Linked DNA regions of Mus musculus: region 2 is linked to region 1. Evidence: chromatin loops called from intact Hi-C (ENCODE). Cell type or tissue: gastrocnemius. All regions are shown on one strand. Each heading gives the region's core, and the rest is flanking DNA. Links, peaks and the distances in the headings are about the cores only. Region 1 has its middle 6.6 kb from the start of Klhl24. Region 2 has its middle 34 kb from the start of Klhl6.

Region 1 (8,337 bases), core at 21-8,020:
AAAAAAATATGTAACTGTTTATGCTAGGACAGAGATAGCCTGCATGGCTTAAAACCCATGGGTTAATGAATAAAAGTCCCAGTGCCAGATGTGAAATGTCTCCTTATGGTTGGCAATGGAAGCCCTAGAAGCCACCAAACAACAAAGGCACTTGCCCTTCCTCTTGGTTATCCACCAGAATTTGATGTTCAGATGCTATTGTACACCGTTCAGATGTATGATATAGAGAAATCAAGATGGAAATGAGCTTGGGGCTTCCTCCCTGCTGGCTAGATTATAATGCTAGAACGTGTTGTACAGGCTTCTGGGAAAGAAATGACAACATCTTCCCCATCTGTGAACCCCATGGATACAGCACCAACGCACTTGGCAAGATGTGCCCAGCAGCACGATAGTAGCATGACGATTATTGTGATAGTCTACTACTCTCTGCCTGCATCTGCAGCCTGCTCCACAGAAGGGACACATGCCTGCTACTGTAAACCCACTCAAAAACTCATTTCTGGGAAAGCCATAAGGAGGGGGCAGGGTGGATGGGATTTACTCCCTGCCGTTTAATTAATCTCACACAGCACCAAACCTCCTTCCAAATCCATCTATAGACAAATGCCACTCTAAGCCTTCGAGAAGCTTCCCTGCAGTAAACAAGGTATTTAGTGAATGGAGACTCACTGCTGCTCCAGGTGCCTAAAGAGGACATTTACACCACCCCCTCGAAGGTTCAGGCAGCATCACAGAAGAATGTGAGAGCAAGAAGACACGGAGAAGGGCTGTGAAATGCTGTCATCCAGGAGTGACATAAACACTGCAATCATGATCTCATCACAGCTGTGGTGATCAGGTGTGGCCTGCACTGGGCTTGCACGAGAGGATGTGCCAAGAGTCAAACCTGAGCCGAGAAGCTGCATGTGGGACCGTACCCCTCCCTGACGAACTACTGAATACTAATACATTACGAGGGATTGGGGTGGTCATTGTACTCAGTTACACAACCGCTGGTGAGTCCACCAGGCTCCAGTGGATCCTTACAAATGCAGGGTCACACAGATGACCCTGGTTAACTCAGTGGGTCACAAAACAAAAGTCAGGAATGTGGGAAAGGGACGTGCAGAGAGAAAGAGGTACTGGCAGGATTGGGAAGGAGATATGAAAGGGTGAGTGGAGTCGATCAGAATGTCTTTTAAACATGGATGAAGTCATAGATGAGCAAATCTAATTAATAATAAAAGAACTGGGAAGAGGAAGTTTGGGCATGCGATTGAAAAGTCCGAGTCTGCAGTGTGGCAAAGTCCAAAGGCACCATCAGCACCAACGTGATCCCCTGCAATGTTGACTGCAAGTGCACACTCACTGCCAGGCGACTGCATCTTGTGCCTCAGGAGGTTCGATGTGTGCCCCAACCTTTGCACAGCTGTGGACCTGCAGGGCAGAGAGGGGACTCCCAGGTTTGGCTATCAGCATAAGTTTAGCTAAGGCCCATACATCAGGGACCCTTTTGGATACATGGACATGGGACACCGTTAGCTGAGGAAAGGGAAAGTGACACCGAATATTTTCATGAATCAAACCTCTCGTGGAAATTTGCCCAGCCATTTTCAACTGCTCCAGAAAGGAAGGCTTCATGAGTGCTGACTGGAGGCAAGATCATCTAAGGGTATAGACCCTGGCAGCTGGCAGCTGGTAGCCACCTAAGCTCAAATAACTGCCTGTGAAACAAGAGAGAAAGTTCAGGCACTCTGAGTGTCCCCAGTCTGTGACACCATACGCCACGACCAAAAGGAAATATGAAAGGGAAAGAGAGAGAGAAGTGTCTCCCACACTAATACAAAGTCCCTAAGGGCTCTAGAAAAGGAGAGAGAGAAAAAAAAAAAAACAAATTAGGAAGAGAAAGATAATCGATTGTGGGACCATGAAAGGCAACCTGCTTTCTGATGGAGCTAGGTTTAAACCTGGAAGGTGTTCGCCACACTCCCAAACACTAGGCTCCTGACACCAGGCCTCAGCTCTCCATAACTCTGTGGCCATCAGTCATGTAGGGCAATACCCCAAGCCCTGGTATTCTGTCTGGACTCCACCCCCACAGTTACCTGGCAACAGCAGGTAGGCCTGGCCCACTATAAAAGGGGCAGCTTGCCCCCTCCTTCCTCTCTTACTCTTGCCTCTCTCTTGCCCTCTTGCTCCCCCTCTCTTCGCACTTCCTTCCTCTCTCTCTCTCTCTCTACATGGCCATGGCCAGCCTCTACTTCTCTACTCTCTCCCTGTCTCTGCCTTTCTCCGCCTCTACTAACCTCTCAGCTCCCCTTCCCAGACATTCCTCCTTGCAAAAGGTATCTAACCTCAGGCTCACCCTGAGAAAGTGGGGTAAGGTTTCACACATCACAACTCTCCTCCATGACAATAAACACCTTAAAATCATCGACTGCCTCTTTTCATCAGGACCCACTGTGGGGAACAGGTCTTTCTCTAAATTGCCTCTCATCTAATCTCCCTCAGGAGGCCTCTCTGCGTTCTTAGACATAGTTGCCACCAAGCCAAGCCTGCCGAACAAGCCAAGGAAGCTCTTGTCCCTCAGGCAGGACACAACCAGTTTCCCTTTTCCCTTCAGCCCTGGGTTAGAACCTGCCCGTGAGCCCACAACCTTTTCTCAGCTCTTCCGAGACATCTGCAGTATCCAAGAGTCTGAGAACCACAAGCGGTACTCCGGCAGTTCCCCAGGGACCCCAGACTGTGCCTCGCCACCCCCAGAGCAGGGTCCTGCAGCTTCTCACAGCCCGACACCTGCCGGGTGGCGGCATGGGTATCCTGAGCCCTGGACCGGATGCAGGACACCATTTTAACCCACAATATATGACCTCCCATTGGACTGTCCAGATGTTCCCAGTGCAGTTCTGAATTAGTGAGAACCTGTTGAGTGTCCAGGAACATCTGTTGAAGCATACTAACTGGTTTGTACATTTGGGTGCAATGAAGTGGTCTGGGGACTCATGGTTAGAATGGGAAAGTGATAGCCGCAGAGTTAGCTCAGTGGTAAGAGAACTTGCTGCTCTTTGAGAGCATCCACATCAGGTGGCCCACAACCAACTGGAACTCCAGCTCCAACGATCCAGTGCCCTCTTCTGGCTTTTGAGGGCACATGCATTCATATGCACATACCCACACGAAACTACAGACACATACATATAATTAAAAACTAAAGTAGAATTTAAAAAGCAAAAGGAGGTTGAGGAAATAGTAGGGATGAAAAGATTTAAATGGAATTAGTGGAGAAGGTAGAAGTGGGAGGGAAAATCAACCAAACCAAAAATGTATTGGGGAAAAAGACATGGAAGTCTACTACTTTATGAACGAACTAAAATATGTAATTTTCTTTAAAGAGTTTGAACAGGGTGCTGGAAAGATTGCTCGACAGTTAAAAGCACTTGCTGCTCTTCCAGAGGGCCCCCGAGTCAGCTCCCAGCACCCACATGGCTGCTCACAGCCATCTTTAACTGTATTTCCAAAGGATCCACTGCATGCATGTAGTGCACAGACATGCACGCAGACAAAACATCCATACACATGAAATAAAAAAATAAATCATTAAAGAGAGAGAAGAGAATATCATAGTGGCTCCCATCTTCAATACCGTCACTCAGGAGACAGAGGCAGGCATATCTCTGTGAGTTTGAGATCAGCTTGGTCTACACAGAGAGTTCCAGAACAGCCAGAGCTACATAAAAACACCCTGTCTCAGAGAGAGAGAGAGAGAGAGAGAGAGAGAGAGAGAGAGAGAGAGAATGAGAGAAGGGGAGGGTTATGGGGGAGAGATTGAGATTGAATAGAAAGAGAGAGTTAGAACAAATTTTCAGTATGGTCAGATAATTCTGCTCTCAACAAAGATTGACCTTGAACTTGAGATCATTCTGCCCTCAGTTTCCCAAGTACTAGGATAATAAGTGTTTGCTACTTTTAGTTGGAAAATTGGGGGGGGGGGACTTAAACATGGAAGATATTATATTAGAGCTAAGTTATGTTAATTTCAGATAGCTCCATAAGGTTACTGGGAAAAAAAAGAGAGAACTTTACCCTGGATTTTTATTTTATGAGTTACATCTAGGGACTGGAGAGACAGCTCCATAAATAAAAGTCTTACCAGCATAAATCTAACGACCCACATTAAGCCTCCAAGAAAACTTTAGAAGCCAGATGCCGAGGCAAGCATCTGTAATCCCTGCCCTTCCACAGCAAGATGGGAGGCAGGGCTAAGAGTCACCCAGAAGCTCATGGGCCAGCTGGCACAGCGGCAGGAAAAGAGGTTCTTCCTGACCGAGTGAGAACTGATCTCCACAAATAAACAAGTGCAAGGTAAATGTCTCCTGAGAGATGTAAAGGAAAAACTGGGATGCTCACTACCTCACTCTCCATTGATAGAGAAATCCCCACAAGCCTTGCTTTCCAAGCACCACCTTTTCCATCCAAACTCATGAAGAAGAAGCAAGCTGCCTTCCGAGGCTTCACTAATCTTCATGACAAAGGTCACTCACAGGTCACCCTAAAAAGCATCTAAATTTAGAGATTTGCCACAGGAGCAAAACGTCCAGGCACTAGTAATAGAACAAGACAGGCTTTCTGAACTATGCCAGGCATGTGTTTGCAATGCTGTCAGTCACCACAGAGCCAGGCTCTGTGCCTGTGTGCTGGTGACCTGGGAGACCTCAGCCTTTTCTAGGCCAGTGACAGAGTCATCTAGAACTGCAAGCAAATAGACATGGCTTTTAACATACATTTAAAAGAAACATTCAGGGGCTTGGGATGTAAGCCCAGGGGCAGAATACCTGTCTAGCATTTATGTTACCCCAAATTTGATCCTCCAGCACTCAGCACTATGAGTAATGAATAAGTAAAACTTTTTATTTTAGTACTTCATACATGCATATAATAAGTCTTTTATGTCAAATTGTTACTAGAAGAAACATAGGTCTCTTCAACCTCTGACCCTTTGACCTATGTTCTACAGCTCAGAGTCAACCATGTTTTAAACAATCATGTCACCTTTGTGTGAAGATATAGGGGCAGAGACACACTTTCATACACCTTTAGAGGACAGCACTCTCATTGGGTGTTCAGAGGGCTAGTTTGGGTTTGTTTGTTTGTTTTGTTTTTTATTAAGTTGGCTTTAGTATAACAATATCTACAAATCAGTCATTTATTGTTTCATTGTAGTTTCCCAAAACATTTTAATTTATAGTTTTCAGAAGGGTTATTGTAAAGCCTATTTCCATGATACTAGCATATCAAATTACCATTCTTCCAGCCATTTATGATCTTTCTCAATATTTCTAAATACAGTGTAGTTTTAAGATAAATTATATCTCCCCATCAGAAAGAGTAAACCGTCTTCTCTATGATATCCTTTGTGCGAGAAAGAATGTATAACATACGATAACAAGTCTACAGAGGATCTGCTGAGGCCTGGGTACATGAAGGTGGGGACATGTCTACAAAACCAGCACGTGGGAGACTGAGGGAGAATGATTGCTATGAGTTTTAAGATCAGCCTGACAAAACAAGAAACAATAAAATAAATGAAGAATATTTTAAAAGCCAGTCAAGGTGGCTCATGTCTATAATTCCAGCACTTGAGAAGATGAGACAGGAGAACTGCTACAAGTTCAATGCCAGCCCGGGATTTATAGTGAATTCAAGGTCAGCCTGATATAGGGAACAACCCCAAATCAATGTCAAAACCAAACAAATAAAATAGGATCCAGAGAGGCAATTTCATAAAACCTTTGTCCTCTAGCCATATGTACTGGCTGGTTTTGTGTGTCAACTTGACACAGCTGGAGTTATCACAGAGAAAGGAGCTTCAGTTGAGGAAATGCCTCCATGAGATCCAGCTGTAAGGCATTTTCTCAATTAGTGATCAAGGGGGGGAGGTCCCCTTATGGGTGGTGCCATCTCTGGGCTGGTAATCTTGGTTCTATAAGAGAGCAGGCTGAGCAAGCCAGGGGAAGCAAGCCAGTAAAGAACATCCCTCCATGGCCTCTGCATCAGCTCCTGCTTCCTGACCTGTTTGAGTTCCAGTCCTGACTTCCTTTGATGATGAACAGCAATGTGGAAGAGTAAGCTGAATAAACCCTTTCCTCCCCAAGTGCTTCTGGTCATGATGTTTGTGCAGGAATAGAAACCCTGACTAAGACACCATGCAATACTTAAATTTACCTTGATTTGCACCCATAGTTAACATATGCTTATTTATGTGATTTCTTTTAGCTTTAATTTCTGAGGTTTTTTTTTTTTCCTTAAAACTTGCTTTTCCAAGTCAATATAAGAGATAGTATATCTCTTTTTACTCTTCCTTTATTTTCTTCACTACAACTCATGTTCTTAAAGTACAGGACAAAGCACAGAAGGCAGAAACTATATAAGAGGAGCTGAAAAGATGACTTAGTAATTAATATCATATAGTGTCCTTGCAGAGGACCAGGGTTGGTTCAAGCACTCGCTTTGGAACCAGGGGATCCAGTGCCTTCTCCTTGGCCTCCATGGGCACCGGCACTAACGTAGTACACATCCAAAATCTAGGGCACATAAACATATACATAGAAATTGGTGAGAGAAAAAATGGTGATTATTCTTGGTTGTTGTTAAATACTCACTATATCCCACATACTACATATTTGCTTTTTTCCTATTTTATCCTCATAATTACACAAAGTAGGTAGTTTTATCTTAATTTATTTTTATATTTTAAATGTTTTTATATTTTTGTACTTTAAATAGCTTTTTGGTTTGGTTAGGTTTGTGCTATGTAACGTAGGCTGGCCTCAAACTACTGATATTCCTACCTCAAGGTCCTCAGAACTGAGATTACAAGTGGGAACTGCCACTCCCAGAATTATCCTCATTTTGAAGATGAGAAAACAGGCTGAGAAAGGTTAGCGTACTCAAGCATGAGGCTACTAGGATGCAAAGCTAGCATTCGGACCAATCCTCTGACTATAAAGCACCACTGCAAACAGAGTTGGAGGACACAACCGTCAAAGGGCTAAGCTTATGTAATGAAGTAGCAAAAGCAACCCAGCATAGGGTGACCTCTGGGCTATCCGCTGTGGAAACTTTCTGAGATCTCTAATAGAGCTTCAGGGAGGTTGTGTTACTTAGAGTGGGTGCCTACACAGAACCTCTGGGGAGCACAGCATCCGCTGAGATGACAAAATGAGAACTCTGGGTCTGGCGGTTGTTGCCCAAGCTTTATGTCTGAAGAAAGTCGGTGAGATTTTTCAAGAACAAAAATGGAGGTTACTCTTGGGTATGTTTAGCCCCTCTCCTTCATGGACTCTGCAGGATTCATGGAATGTCTGTCTACTAAGCAATCCAAGGACCACAAGTGGGCAAGATAAATTCTTAGGACCTGTTGGCATCTTCAAGAAGAAGAGTGCCAGGAATAACAGATCAAGCTGAGGTTCATACATGCCTCTACAGGTCACTAGAGCAAGAAACTGGGGCCAGGAACATGAACTCTATACAGACTCTATGGTAGTTTGAATGAGAATGGCTCCTATAGATGCATACATTTGAATGTCTGGTTCCCAGTTAGTGGAACTCTTTGGAAAGGATTAGGAGGTGTGGCCTTGTTGGAGGAAATAAGGGCTTGGGGTTTCAAAAGCCATGCCAGGGCCAGCCAGGCAGTTACTCAGTCTCCACACACACCCTCTCTCTGCCCGCAACTTGAAAATCAGATATGAACTAATCTTAGCTACTTTTCCAGCACCATGCCTTTCTTGCCATGCCACCATGTTCCCTGCCATGGTGATCATGAATCAACCCTCTAAAACTGTAAGCAAGTTCTCAGCTAAAGTGTGGCAGCTCACAACTGTCTATAACTGTAGTCCCATGGGACCTGATGCCCTCTTCTCAGATGTATGTATGTGCAGACATACACGTGGACAAAATACATACATATATATGTGTGTGTGTATCACAAACAAATAAACCTTTTTAAAAAATAATGATGAAAAAAAGCATATAGAGATAGTATCATCAAAATGGGAAGTCACAAATCCAGAAGAAACCAACTGGGGAAGTCGAGGCAGTCAGCTGGAGTTCCAACCTGAGCTTTGTCTCCACTGAATGAGCTTGCTATGGCTGAACTTCCAACTTCCTTTTCCCACTGTAACCTCTCTTGGAGGTGGCTCACTTTCTAGCTGTTTTCAAGGAAACCGTGACTTTTATGGTTTATTTTTGGGCTGTTTCACTGTTCTCTTCCCTCCCTCGGAACATCATCTCAGACAAGGGACCCTGGAAGACACTTTAGACAACCATGCCTGGGTCTGAGTTGGGAGGGAAGGAACA
Region 2 (8,337 bases), core at 54-8,053, 74 kb before region 1:
TCACCCTCTCAGAGGTTGCCTCTACCAATAAAACTGTATAAAATCTCACCAAACAAGCTGCATGGGGGCGGGGATCACCACTTCTCCTTCAGGTGTAGGACAACCTCAATGCATTTGGAACAAGTTCCTCTTGCTGTTTGCATCAATTCCCAGCTCTGTATCATTCACTCATGGAGTCCCTGGGAGGCTAAGGCTTGCCAGAGTCTTACATTAGCATGCTAGGTATCCAACTGCATGTACTTAGTATGAAAACATCACAGCAATTGGCAATAAAGGTTGTAAAGACAAGGATTAGATAGGAGAACTTCCCACATTTTTACCATGGATACTTACTCTTTAACCTTCAGGAAGCAGGAAGGCAGATCAGACTTTGAACTCAGCAAGTTTAGAAAATGTTAAACATCAGCTATGTGGTGGTTGCTGCACACTGGAACTGACAATCTCTCATCATAAATGTTCCTGGTATTAGTTAGGATTTGTATTGCTGTGTCAAAACACCATGATCAAAAAAGCAAGCAGGGGAGAAAAGGGTTTATTGGGCTTACACTTCCAAATTGCTGTTCATTACACAAGGCAAGATCCTGGAGGCAGGAGCTGATGCAGAAGCTATGGAGGGTGCTGCTTACTGACTTGCTTCACATGGCTTGCTCAGCTTGCTTTCTTATAGAATCCAGGACTACCAGCCCAGGGACAGCACAACCCACAACAGACCAGGCCCTCCCCAACTGATTACTAATTGGGAAAATGCCTTACAGCTAGATTTCATGGAGGTATTTCCTTATCTGGGGCTCCTTCCTCTCTGATGACTCCAGCTTGTGTTAGATATCTAGTCTTAATGGAAGCACACATAAACATCTCTGTTATTATTTCTTATTCAATTTATGACTTGAATTTATGTTTCAATTTTTGTGAACTCTTGAAGAAAGATGCTTACAACACCATATGATCATGTATCCTGAGAAAATATGGTAAGGACTAAGAACAAAGACACAGACAGATTTTTTTTCCTTAGGGATAGGCTTTCCCCACCCCTACCCCCTTTTCTTCTCTTAGAAATAAAGACTAGAATCTCTTTTCAATGTTTTTGTTTCTTCATGAGAGTGACTTTAAATAAACTCCCAGCCCTGGGGCCACAGGACCTGCAGAGAAAAGAATGAAAGACCTCTTTACTTAACAACCACCCCCTATTTTATAACAAGGTGTTAATTCACCTGAACCCATGGCTTCTGGCCTCAGAGTAACTTAGAAGCAACCTTTACTCTAGCAGAAGGAAGTTTTGCCTCCCTCCCCCACCAAGGTTTTCCCCCTCAACTACCTTCCAGAGAGGACTCAACTTGGGATATAGCTCCCTGCACTTACCCTGACTCTGTTGCTGTCCATGGATCCTGCTCCCCTAACAGGACTGTCTTTTCTGACCTCAGTGGAAGAAAATGTACCTATTCCTGCAGTGACTTGAAGCCAGGGTAGGTTGGTTCCCCAGGAGGTGAAGGGAAGAAGGGGATGGGGGAGGGGGAGGGGCATGTGAAGGGAGGTGACCCGTCCAGCAGGTCCAGTTATTCAAGGGTCTCAAAGGGACCTTCTCCTAATAACCAAATGGGGGGATAGAGAGAGACGAGGGTCTTGTGCGAATAACGACACATTCTGGATTCCATCAAGACCCCAAATGCATTAGCCAGGCCCGAGGTTTAAATGCACAAGCAAAAGGGGAAGTGCCTTTCAGCAGGAGGAATGGGGCAGAGGAAATGCACCTCAGCAGAAGGGATGGGGCACTGGAAATTTTTCTTTTGGTGACTACATAGGGAAGCAGGAACTTGGCAGTATCAGGGTACATCTTGAGGTCAGGACATCCGGTGCTGACTTAGGGCTGGAACAATCTGTGGTTGTTCTCAGAACAGTGTGTCGATGGCCCGCTTTTGACCTCCTTTTCTTCTTGGGGGGAGAGGCCCAATTCAGAGATCAGGACAATAGCTCCCAACATGGAGGGACTGGAAAAAGATGGAGGGCTGTGATCAGGATGCAAAGTGAAGAAAAAAAGAAGGAAAGAAAGAGAGAGAGAGAGAGAGAGAGAGAGAGAGAGAGAGAGAGAGAGAGAGGGAGGGAGGGAGAGAAAGAGAAGAGAAGAGAAGAGGAGAGGAGAGGAGAGGAGAGGAGAGGAGAGGAGAGGAGAGGAGAGGAGAGAAGAGAAGAGAAGAGAAGAGAAGAGAAGAGAAGAGAAGAGAAGAGAAGAGAAGAGAAGAGAAGAGAAGAGAAGAGAAGGAAATGAGATCAGGAGTTGGAGAAACATCTCAGCAATTAAGAGCACTGGATGTTCTTACAGAGGACCCAGGTTTGATTCCCAGTACCAACATGGCTGTTCACAAGTGTCTGTAACTCCAGTTTGGGGGGGGGGGATCTGACAGCCATTTCTGTCCTCTATGTGCACTTCATGCATGTGCTACACAGACATACATGAAGGTATAACACCTATACACATTAAATAAATAAATAATTTTTTAGAAAATGGAACCACAGAGGATCTTTGAAAAGTGCTCTCATAAGTGATTGACCTGTTCTCAAGTTAATTGGAACTATCTTTGTAGCAATATAAAAAATAAGCTGTTTGACACACTAGGTATGCTACATAGTTCTATGCCAACTTAATACAAGCTTAAGTTATCTGACAAGTGGGAACCTCAATTTAGAAAATGCCTCCAAAAGATTGTGTTGCGGGTAAGCCTGTTTGGCATTTTCTTAATTAGTGATTGATGAAGAAGGCCCAGCCCATTGTGGGTGGTGGTATTCCTGGGCTCATGGTTCTAGGTCCTATAAAAAGGCAGACTGAATGAACCATGAGGAGCAAGGCAATAAACAATACCTCTCCATGGACTCTACATCAGTTCCTGACTCACAGTTTCTGCCCTGCTTGAATTCCTGTCCTGAATTCTTTTGATGATGCACAGTGTTGTGGAAGTATAAGACAAATAAACCCTTTCCTCCCCAGCTTGCTTTGGTCATGATGTTCCATTACAGCAATAGTAACCCTAATGTGGTGTTCTATTTCAGCAGGTGATGCACTGTATTATATCAGTCTAGAATTTCCACAAAAAAGTAGGTCATTACCATATATGACCCCTTGCTCTTGGACTGTTCAATCTCAATAACTAAGAGAAATACATTTCTTTTTTTTTACAATTTTCCCAGAAGATATTCTGTTGTAATAACCCAAAGCACAGTATGATACTATTAGATGTCTTACTTTCCAACTTCAACTCATGACTACAGCCCTAACACTCCAAGCCTCTCAGCTATCAACCAATACATACCTTGAATATCACCTAACATCTAGATTATTCTTAGCCTCATGTTTTATTGACTGATAAATTTAAATTTGCTCTCCTGCAAAATTCATTCCAAGTGAGAGAATGCTACACACACTCCAGTGAAGTCTGCTTGGCAGGCCGAGAGGCCTGGAAGCACTCACAAGGCAGGGAGTTTCAAGGAAACTCAACCTCCTGGAACCTTGGCATTCTCATAACCTGTATACTCATACCCTATCCCCGAGTTAGTCTGGTGTATGGATCCATGTGCTCTCTTTTAGTATTATTTTATTATAAGTGCCTTTAAAGATTGAATTCTGAAAAAAAAAAAAAAGATTGAATTCTGACATAGCTAAGCCTTCGCCAATGTTCCAACATCCTAGAAAATTATTGAAGCTGACAAACTTGGAATTCAGTGAGAAGATTACCTATTCAGTAACATTCTAATTTACTTCTAGTAGAGACAGTGAAACTAATTATGCATTAAAAAGAATGGAGCTGGAATAGCTCAGGGCTGGTCTGCAGAGTGATTACTTAGGACAGTAGCCAGTCTCACCCAAACAAGGGAATACACAATGGCCTAGTTAATAGGTGGATTTACCATGTAAGAGTTAGGGAATCCCACTGAGACAGGAATCTTCTCTACAGCCAGGTATAGCAGGCTACACTGCATATTAAAAGCAAGTTGGTGAATTCTTCTGACAAATGGAGATTCGCCACAGATACTTAAAAGAACAGCCAAGTTACACTCATACAAGAATTTATCAAGGCCTAGGAAATAGGGGGTTGTGGTACTGCATTATTCTGCTAGAGCACAACCCCCTGGTGCTAGTTTTCACAAGGCTCAAAGGAGTAGCACAAATTGTGACTAGGGTGTGAAATCCTTACCAGTCATTAACTGACCCTAAGCAGAGCTGTTTTATCTTTACTGTAAATATTACCTGGTTCCTGAAAGTCCTTTTGAAGTCATTCCTTTGTTTTGTGTCAGGCAACTGCAATGTACTTTGCCTGCTGTGACATCCTACCCCTTTGTTTTCTGTATTATATAAGACTGGTGTACACTTTGTGAAAACACATTCAGATTCTACACAATCTCTCCTGTTGATTCTGTTTGTCATTCATTTGCTGACTCCTTGTTCACCTACAACCAGAGACCCGTTCTACGCAGACAGGGACCAAAAAGGGTCTGTGGCAAGTACAGGATGTGGATGTACTAAAAAAATATTTGCTTTCAACTTCATTTAAAACAAGTCATTAGAGCCAGGCATGGTGGCGCACGCCTTTAATCCCAGCACTTGGGAGGCAGAGGCAGGCAGATTTCTGATTTTGAGGCCAGCCTGGTCTACAAAGTGAGTTCCAGGACAGCCAAGGCTATACAGAGAAACCATGTCTCAAAAAAAACAAAACAAAACAAAACAAAAAAGTCATTAGTGTTCAGTTGATATTCCGTTGGTATTCAGTCCAAACTTAACTTTTGTTTTGGTTTGATTTTAGGCATTTGTTTGTTTGTTTGTTTGTTTATTGTCTATGGATTTTTGCTGCATATATATCTGAGCGGCACATGTGTGCCTGGTGCATTGAAAGGCGAGAAGAGAGTATCAGATCTCCTGGTACTGAGGTTATAGGCAGTTTGTCAGCTGCCACATGGGTACTGAGAATTGAACCTGAGCACTCTAGAAGAGCAGCCAGTGTTCTTAACCACTGAGCCATCTCTTTAGCCCCATTTTTGTTCTTTATAGTGCTCCCACTAACCAGGACAGAGGGCTCTTATTTTTTTCAATGCCCTTGTGACTTACTGCTCCATACAAAACTCAACTAGTGAAACAATAATTATTTGAATTTTTATTTTTTAAAAGATAAATTCTACGTTCTACAATATAAAATCCATTTTCTTAATCAGAGGTTGAGGATGTAGCTTAGTGAGAGGATCCTTACCTGGATTTCCTAGTCTGAGAATATTAGCTGATCCATCACAACACATGGTTGTTTTTAACTTACACATCTCCATATAGAAAGATAAAGGTATGGTATGTCTGTGAGGCACAGAGTATAAACAGGGCTCTTTAGAGTGAAGTTGTTTTTTATGGAGAGGCAGGGACTTCAGCCATAGCCTTCCATATTTAGTCAAGTAACAGTGTAGGGGGGAAAAGTGGCAAAGATTTTCAGGTAGATGCTTTCTCTGGATAAGAGATGCTTCCATGGGAGAAGAGGTCTTAATCCTGGACAGAGACTAAAGTGGCTCATATGTGGGCAGCTAAGAGGAGAGCCACAGATCACCGAGTACAGAAGGGTTATTGGGAACAAAAATAAAAAGGGGGAGGCCCAGGGGGGCAGGGAGAAGTGGGATAGGAAAAAGATGCCCACACCCCACCAGAATTTCCCTATTCTCTGGTCAGTCAGGCATGGGAGGGCTGCTACCTACCCTATCCACTCATCCCTGGGTGGGCATTCCTATTCTTCAGGGGGTGGCCAAGGGGCAGCCCTGCCTGGAGACCCACCCACCTGGAGCTACTTTGCTAAAGTCACCAGGGTTGTGGGAGAGAGGGAATAGGGGAAGAAGTTCCCAACACTGACCAGAGTGGTGCAGTGGATCTTGAAGGAGCAGAAACCATCTATGGTTTAAGAGCTTTATTAGAGAAATGCAGGGGGGAAGAGAGAATGGAGAGGGGGGAAGGCTAGAGAGAAAGAGAGAGAAAGAGGAAAAGAGGAGAGGAAAAACAAAGAGAAAGGGAAGAAGAGAGAGGTGAGAGATGAGAGAGGTGAGAGGACAAAGGAATGAGAGAGCGAGGTGGGGGCTGAGCACCCCTTTTTATGGTCTTCACTGTTGCTAGGTAACTGGGGAGGAGTTTAGCCTGAAGGTCAGAAGCTTGGGCCATTGCTTACATGACTACTGACCGTGCTTCTCTTATGGGGGCTGTGGGAGGTGGTACCTTAGGCAGGGGCTAGAATTCCAGGAGCATAAGGGAACGCCTACCGTGTCATGTAGTTGAATTATGACCAAGAGGGTTCAGACCTCAGCTCAACTGGATACCAGCCTGCAATTCCCCACAAAGGGTATCTGCTGAGATCAAGCAGTCACTTCCTGTAGAACCTTGCTTCCCTCACCCCCAATCAGGTTGAGTTGGATTTGCCTTCTATTAGCCCCTTCCCCCACCTCTATCATTTTGACACTCTCTACTGGAAATACCTGTTCAGGTGACCATTCACCTGCTATATCCAAGTGTAATGTGAGGGCAAGAACTGTATCTTGATATTTGTGTGGCCCTAGTATTAAAGACACAGAACCTGACATATGTGTTAATATATAAAATATGGTAAATAAAATGGTAAATGTCTTAGGTACATGTTTCTCTGACTACCAAAAATTAATGAAGGCACGTTGAAGCTCAAAGTAAACATGCAATTTTACAAAGTCTTGATCCTTAACTCCACTCTAACACAAGTCCTAAGTCCTTAAAAGTCCTGGCAAAGAAGAAGTTTTGAATGCACCCCAAATAAACGTAGTCTCTGTTTAGCCATGTAGTTTGTTTTCTCTCCTCTTGTCTAGCTCCATGGAACCTCATGCTTATTTTAATTCTAAAACTATATTTTTGCATAAATACTTCTAGAAAGTACTATGCTATAGGTGGGATATACAGCATTCACTAGAATAGAGTCAGACACAGGTACCCTGTGATCTTAAACTCTAAATGTCTACTGGTCCTTCCTGGCCTCCCAAACCCCAGAGATTCTGTAGCTTCCTCTGAGTCTCATTTACAATTCAAAATTATAATGCATGGATACAGCAAGCCCATAGCAATTCAAAAACATCTGGAAGGTGTGTGGTGTCACACACCTTTAATCCCAGCACTCAGGAGGCAGAGGCAGGTGGATTTCTGAGTTCGAGGCCAAAGTGGAGGTCTACAAAGTGAACTCCAGGACAGCCAGAGCTATACAGAGAAACCCTGTCTTGAAAGAAAAAAAAAAAGGAGGAGGAGGAGGAGGAGGAGGAGGAGGAGGAGGAGGAGGAGGAGGAGAAAGAAAAAGAAGAAGAAGAAGAAGAAGAAGAAGAAGAAGAAGAAGAAGAAGAAGAAGAGGAGGAGGAGGAGGAGGAGGAGGAGGAGGAGGAGGAGGAGGAAGAGGAAGAGGAAGAGGAAGAGGAAGAGGAAGAGGAAGAGGAAGAGGAAGAGGAAAAAGAAGAAGAAGAAGAAGAAGAAGAAGAAGAAGAAGAAGAAGAAGAAGAAGAAGAAGAAGAAGAAGAAGAAGAAGAAGTTGTTGTTGTTCAAACTTAAATAACACCTATTAAAGTATTTCAATTTTGTCAGGGATACTTGTTGGCATTTAGTCTAGGCTCTGCCCCACAGTTACCTGCCAGGTGTGCCTGACTCGATATAAAAGGGGCTGCTCACACCTTCATCTCTCTCTGGCCCTCTTGCTCTCTCCTCTTGCTCCTGCTCTCCTGCTCTCCCCATTCCTCTCCCCCAACCCCTCTCTCCACATGCTCATGACCAGTCTCCCCCCAACCCCCTCTGCCTTTCTCTCAACTCCCCTCCCTCATGCCCTGAATAAACTATTCTATACTATACTATTGTGTGGCTGGTACCTCAGAGAAGGAAGGGCTGCCTCAGCCTGGACCTGCAGGGGCACCACTTCCCCCACACCATATCATGCCTCCACCAAATCTTATCTTATCTTTTTATACAACACAGCAATAATGAAAATTAGTCAGTCCAAGGAAACCAATAATAGAAGGCATCCAACTTTTGCCTGGTCTTCCATTTCCATGTCTACATAGAGCATTCCACCCTTACTACCATTTTGTGATAGCCGTGGGGGACAATACACCCCACTGTCACTTACTGAGGTCTTGGCACTTTACATACTACCTTGTGTAAATTTAGGGACAGTGCCTCACACAAAGGCATCCTCTGAAGCAGCAGAATCACACTTAGGGGTGTACAGTTTAAAGATCAGAGCTTAGGCAGGATTTGAATACAAATGAGTTCCCTTCAGCACTTCCCCATGCTGAGGCCCAAATACAATTCTATAGGTCACATACCAG

Evidence for each region. Peaks named below come from ENCODE experiments on the same cell type or tissue, not always from the same donor. Only the 100,000 strongest peaks of a DNase experiment are listed, where the experiment ranks them.
Region 2: a loop joins it to region 1, with 3 times the contacts of the local background. A loop is called at or near these places in 3 of 42 quality-filtered maps.

What each region holds. Positions count from the first base shown.
Region 1 is chr16:20,086,753-20,095,089 of GRCm38, forward strand. No RefSeq gene overlaps it. Among named protein-coding and RNA genes, the nearest start is that of Klhl24, 6.6 kb to the right of the region's middle. In gastrocnemius, for the core only: a CTCF peak has its summit at 3,107 (motif pointing left); no DNase peak of the experiment used is centred there; H3K4me3 peaks cover 219 bases; H3K27ac peaks cover 3,970 bases.
Region 2 is chr16:20,012,488-20,020,824 of GRCm38, forward strand. No RefSeq gene overlaps it. Among named protein-coding and RNA genes, the nearest start is that of Klhl6, 34 kb to the left of the region's middle. In gastrocnemius, for the core only: no CTCF peak of the experiment used is centred there; no DNase peak of the experiment used is centred there; H3K27ac peaks cover 1,607 bases.